2 separate regions of the Homo sapiens genome follow, and region 2 is linked to region 1. Evidence: chromatin loops called from intact Hi-C (ENCODE). Cell type or tissue: Caco-2. All regions are shown on one strand. Each heading gives the region's core, and the rest is flanking DNA. Links, peaks and the distances in the headings are about the cores only. Region 1 has its middle 50 kb from the start of PTPN1. Region 2 overlaps PELATON (plaque enriched lncRNA in atherosclerotic and inflammatory bowel macrophage regulation).

Evidence for each region. Peaks named below come from ENCODE experiments on the same cell type or tissue, not always from the same donor. Only the 100,000 strongest peaks of a DNase experiment are listed, where the experiment ranks them.
Region 2: it touches region 1 in a loop (3-fold over the local background); 29 of 110 quality-filtered maps call a loop at or near these places.

Annotation. Positions count from the first base shown.
Region 1 is chr20:50,459,293-50,462,202 of GRCh38, forward strand. No RefSeq gene overlaps it. Among named protein-coding and RNA genes, the nearest start is that of PTPN1, 50 kb to the right of the region's middle. RefSeq lists an enhancer at 899-1,399 and a silencer at 1,611-1,730. In Caco-2, for the core only: a CTCF peak has its summit at 1,644 (motif pointing left); a DNase peak (open chromatin) is centred at 1,619.
Region 2 is chr20:50,277,580-50,280,489 of GRCh38, forward strand. PELATON (plaque enriched lncRNA in atherosclerotic and inflammatory bowel macrophage regulation) reads left to right here. Exons shown (of 4, transcript NR_170992.1): 3 at 1-34; 4 at 598-2,209. Among named protein-coding and RNA genes, the nearest start is that of PELATON, 12 kb to the left of the region's middle. RefSeq lists enhancers at 1-430, 1,433-1,727. In Caco-2, for the core only: a CTCF peak has its summit at 1,573 (motif pointing right); a DNase peak (open chromatin) is centred at 1,542.

The DNA.
Region 1 (2,910 bases), core at 93-2,592:
GTGGATGGAAGGATGGATGGATGGGTGAGAGATGGATGATGGATGGAGGGATGGATGAATGGATGGATGGGTGGATGAATGGATGGGTCGGTGGATGGATGGAAGGATGAACAGATGGATGGAAGGATGGATGGATGGATGGAAGGAAGGATGGATGGATGGATGGATGAGAGATAGATGATGGCTGGAGAGATGGATGAACAGATAGATGGGTGGATGGATGAATGGATGGATGGTTGGGTGGGTGAAGGATGGATGATGGATGGAGGGATGAATGAACAGATGGGCAAATTAATGAATTAGTGGATGACTGGGTGGGTGGAATGCATGCATAAAATAAATGGGTGACTGAATACAAAAAGAACTAACTAAATAAATAATGATGAAAGGCAGAGGGCACTAAGAGGGTTTCACCTTTCAGGGTTTGTTCCTGGACATTGAATGTGCCCTTTGGAAAGATTGCAAACTGGCAGTTATCAGGGTAAATTGGGCTGCAGACATATTTTGTTTGATCTTCACAGGGTTTTTAATTTTTTGAATTGTCATTATTTTAAAATTAGGAAATTTCACATTAAAAATCTAGATTTCTGATTTCTCCTGCAAAATTGGGCCGGCACCCATACCAGGAAATAATATACCAGGACTGACGGGGCTGAGCCTCTGAGTGCTCACGGTCCCCACTGCTCCACAATGCAGTCCTGCTATTGGGGTTGTGTCCACTGCCATTTATCATGGCAGTTTGGGCTGGTGTTTTTCTCAGTACCATTACAAGGAAAATGAAAAATCTCTTACAGGTGGCTCTTGGTCAAAAGTGGAAAATGAACTTAGGTAAAGAGGAAATTGGGAGAGAAGTATTTCTTTGTGGCCATGGAGAACACTCCTGTGGATTCGATGGACCAGCAATGCATCTTGCCTGAGTGGTTAGGGGCACAGATGCTAGAGCCTGATGGCCTGGGTTCAACCCCCGGCTGTGCTACATACCGGCTGTGTGGCCTCGTGCAAGTCACTGAACGTTTCTGGCCTCAGTTTCCTCATGTGTAAAGCAGAGGTGGTGTCAGTCCCCACCTCATAGAGTGTCAATGATTTTCTCTCCGTGGGGCTCTCTAGGTGTGAGCTGCTATTATCTTACACAGGGCTGGCTCCCGTCATGTGTGTGATCTGCCTACCCTGAGCGTCCACAGCAGCGGTTCTCAACCAAGGTCAACTGTGCCCCCCAGGGGACATTTGGCAATGTCTAGAGACATCTGGGGTTGTCACAACTTGGGTGGGGAGGGGCTACCAACATCTTATGGGTAGAGGCCAGGGAGACTGTGAACAGCCTGCAAGGCTCAGGACAGATCAGCAAAAGATTCTGCTGCCCCGTGTACTCCGCCCCGTGTACTACGTGCTGAGGCTGAGGAACCCGGATCTACAGGAGTCCAAGTCCCCAGAGGGGCTGAGCTATGGCCAGATATCTAGGAGTCCCTGAAGGCTGCCAGAGGTGATTCCCTCTAGACGTGGCAGGAGCCATTCCCTCTGGCCTGAGCCACCTCAGCCCTCAGGATCATCAGGCCCCAAGTAGTGCCCCGTCCCAGGGTGCCTGGCCCCAGCCTGCTCCCAGCCCCATACAACAGGCAAGAAATGTGTCTGTCCCTAGCGCCTCCTGGTGGCCCAGCCCTAAACTACATGACTCTTCCCAGCCCAGGGTGGTGGGAGGGGAGGATGAGGACGTACCTTCCGGGTGTTTAATCCAGACTAGTTGGGAATGTGGGAATTTAAGGTCATGGAAGGCGGTAGCCAATGTTTCAAAGACAAATTGACATAGGTTTGAATCTCAGATCTTCCACTGACCATCTGGGAGGCCTTGGACACATCCCATGACTCTCCTGGGCCTCAGTTTCCTCATCTGGAATGGGGATGATGTTATTTATGTCACAGTTTCGTTGGGAGGATTAAATTAAGTGCATAAACAGATGAAACATACGAGATGCTTAGGATTAAATTAAGTGCATAAACAGATGAAACATACGAGATGCTTAGGATTAAATTAAGTGCATAAACAGATGAAACATACGAGATGCTTCACAAGCCTCCTCTCGGATACTTGTTATTGCTGTGTTCATAGCAATTCATAGCCACTTGTGTTTGATGAATTTCCAGTGTACTCAGAGTGATTTTTTTCACTGACTATCAACAAATAATTTTGCTGCAAAGAAATACAGATATGGGAAAGGATGCACAATATATTATCAAATGACCACAGGCCTCAGAAACATTGTATACAAACACTCTATCTGTGTGTGTGTGTGTGTGTGTGTGTGTGTGTGTGTGTGTGTGTGTGTGCGCGCGCGCGCGCAGAGAGAGAGAGAGAATCTTGGTTGTTAACCAGCCTGGAGTGAACACGACTCACTGCAGCCTCCACCTCCTAAGCTCAAGCAATCCTCCCACCTCAACCTTCCAAGTAGTTGGGACTACAGGCACCTGCCATCATATTTAGTAGAGACAGGGTTTTACCATGTTGCCCAGACTGGTTTCAAACTCCTGGACTCAAGTGATCCTCCAACCTTGGCCTCCTAAAGTACTTGGATTACAGGTGTGAGCCACTGCACCCGGCCTGATATATCTATATTTTAAAAATATGTACTTTCATAACATGTATGAGAAACAAATACCTCATTTTCTTAGTATATAAAAATCCCTAGCAGATCAACAAAAAGACAATTATCCAAGAGAAAAATAGACTAACAATTTGAATGCTTTGCCACCAGAAAAGAAATATAAACAGTCTTTGAACGTATTTTTTAAATGTCCAATCTAACATATAAACAATGAATATGTAGATTAGAACTATGGTGAACACCTTTTTCCCCTATCGGCAAGGCCAAGATCAAGAAGTCCAATCATACTTGGCCTTGGCTAGGACGTGGGGAA
Region 2 (2,910 bases), core at 125-2,624, 180 kb before region 1:
AGTGCCCAGTAAACACTTGGGAAGCAATGCAAGCGTGCGTGCATGGATAAGTATTTCTTTGGCAGATGAGGGGGCTAAGGTTCAGAGAAGGCCCTGGGGGTCTCAGACTCATAGCCCAGTGCTCTTTCTGCTGACACGCCCTGGTCTCTGGGGCAGTTTGTTGCCTGTTCAGCAACAAAGAGGGTGTGCCTCGTTAGGGGTCCTGCGTGCGAATCGCAGTCCCTGCGTGTCTTGGCTGGAGGTCACCACCCTCTCTGCTCCAGGGCCTGTAATTACCACTTACCCTGGTCAATGGGTCCGAGAGATTACCCTTGTAGGCAGGGCTGTGGCCAGGGTGCTCACCTGGCCCCCAGCAGGTCCCATGGGCACTGTCTGGCCGGGCTTCATGGCTGACATTCCAGGTACATTTCTAGCCCTGGGCTGCCATGGGCAGAGGGTGGGGAGAGGGTCGTGGGCTTCAGGCTGGACAAACCAGTCAGCCTTCCCAGCTGGGCCGCCTGACCACCCACTTCCTGTGGGGCTCCTTGAGGCCTGGAGGGTGGAGGGGGTCTCTGTTCAACCCCCACCCATGCCCTCTTCCCTTCTCTCCCTCGGCAGGTCCTCCCAGCAGCTCCTGCAAACAGACCCCCGACCCAAGCCCTTCCTTCTGCCTCCACTGCCACCACTGCTGCTCATCTCTGCTGGCACAGAAGTCTCTTCCCTGGTCTTCCAGAAATCCCCTCTCCACACTCAGCCAGAGGGAGCTATTAAAACTGTGGGCCAGCCCACATCAGTCCACAGCAAAGTCCTCTCTAAGGGATCTCTGTTGCTTGGAGAATAAACCCTCGGATTCCTTCCTTGGCTCTCGGGGCCTCCTCTCTGACCTCCCTCTGTCTCCTCTCCCAGCCTTCCTCCTCACTCACCCTCCAGCCATGCTGGCTTCCTCCTTGCTCCTGAAACAGCCTGAGGCCCACACTGCCCCGGGCCCTTTGCACTGGCTGTTTCCTCTGCCTGGAACACTTCTCCTAGGCATCCACAGGGCTCCCTCCCACAACTCCTTCGGGTGCCCACATGGGAAGCCATCCCTGACCACCCCCCCGACTTCCTTCTGAGCAAGGTAGGGTCTTTCTACCTAGTCATGAGGGCAGGGATTTTTGTCTGTTGTGTTCTCTGTGTGCCCCCAGTGCCATCCCAGTGCCTGGCAGATGGTAAGTGCTCGACACACATTGGCTGACTGCCTGAATGAACAACTCTATGAGCCGATGGCAGATAAGGACACTGAGGTCCTCTGGGGTAGGTGACCAGCCCAAGGCCACACAGCTGGTCTGAGATTAGGCCAGGAGAGGAGCCCGGGTTGGTCACATCCTGGAGTTGGCGTCTTGGAAACTGCATCAGGAGAATAACAAAGATGAGACGCAGGCTCTAACAAGTGGATACCAGTGACTCTCGCCCCGCCAGCCCCAGCCCTGCAGCCTTGGGCCCTTCCAGGAGTCATGGTCTGCCTGCCTGGGGCATTCCAGGCTTCGACCCAGGTCCTGCACTTTCTATTTTGAGCCTCTTAGTCCTGAGGACTGTGTGTTCCCAGCAGGCGGCGCGGGCCAGAGGCTGAGCCTGGGTGTGGCTGTCACCCTATCTGGGGCCAGAGACCCAGATTCCCGGGCCCTTAACCTGTTGGCTGCTGAGGGCTCTGGCATAAGCCCTGTTCCCTGCTTGATTGTCTCCCCTTCAAGCCCCTGCCCTGGTATCGTATCGGCCCATCTCACCTTGGATTATATCCCTGTTTGGCCCCATTTGAATCCTGGCTCTGCCCCTTTCCAGCAATGTGACCTTGGGCAAGTCACTTCATCTCTCTGGGTCTCAGTTTCTTCATCTGGGAAATGGGGACAATAAGAGTACCTGTCTCTGGCCATGTGTGGTGACTCATGCCTGTAACCCCAGCGCTTTGGGAAGCCGAGGCGAGAGAATTGCTTGAGACCAGGAGTTTGAGATCAGCCCTGGGCAACATAGTGAGACCCCTGTCTCTACAAAATTCTAAAAAAATTAGCCGGGTGTGGTGGTGTGTGCCTGTAGTCCCAGCTATTCTAGAGGCTGAGGCGGGAGGATTGCTTGAGCCCAGGAGTTTGAGGCTGCAGTGAGCTATGATTATGCCCCTGCACATCAGCCTGGGTGATAGATTGAGGCCCCATCTCTAAAAATAACAATACTAATAATAAATAAAAATGAAAATGAGTACCTGTCTTCTGGGGTTGCAGAGGAGATTCAATGTGATGAAATTGATGAGAGTGCCCTGCAGGGAGCCGGAAACTCAGGGAGCATCGATAATGAGTCCCCCACCATCAGCAGCTGGCTTAAATATAAAAACTGTCATGGCCTCTGGAGAAATGACAAGAATTCGAAGGAGCTTCCCTGCACTGGCCACCCTACACCCTACACCCTTACTTCCTCCCCTCAACTTGCCTGGATTTATCGACCCCCACTACCCCACTGGTTGCCTTCTCTCCACCTGGCACATTTCGTATGAATTTGCTTGTTGGTTCTTGCCTATCTCCCCAGTAGAACATTAGCTCCTTCAGGACAGGGACTTTTGTCTACCTTATGCACCTAGTGCAATGCCTGGCACACAGTCGGTGCTTAATAAATGTTTCTTAAAAGAACCAATAAATGAATAGTGACCTCTCCGGGGAGAGGAGCCCTGAGCTCACCTCCTGCCCCCAGCCCAGGGCTCTTAGGTGCTTGTTGGTGTCAGGCCCAGGCCCCCCTCTCATCAAGCAGCCAATAAAACTGCCCTGGTTGGCGTTCTCATTTCACAGATGGAGAGACTGAGCCCAGAGAGGGAGAGTCACCTGTCTGATGTCACACAGAGGTCAGCATCTGGGCTGGGATTCCAGCCCAGGACCATGTGGGGTGGGGGGCAGTGGATCAATCTTTTCC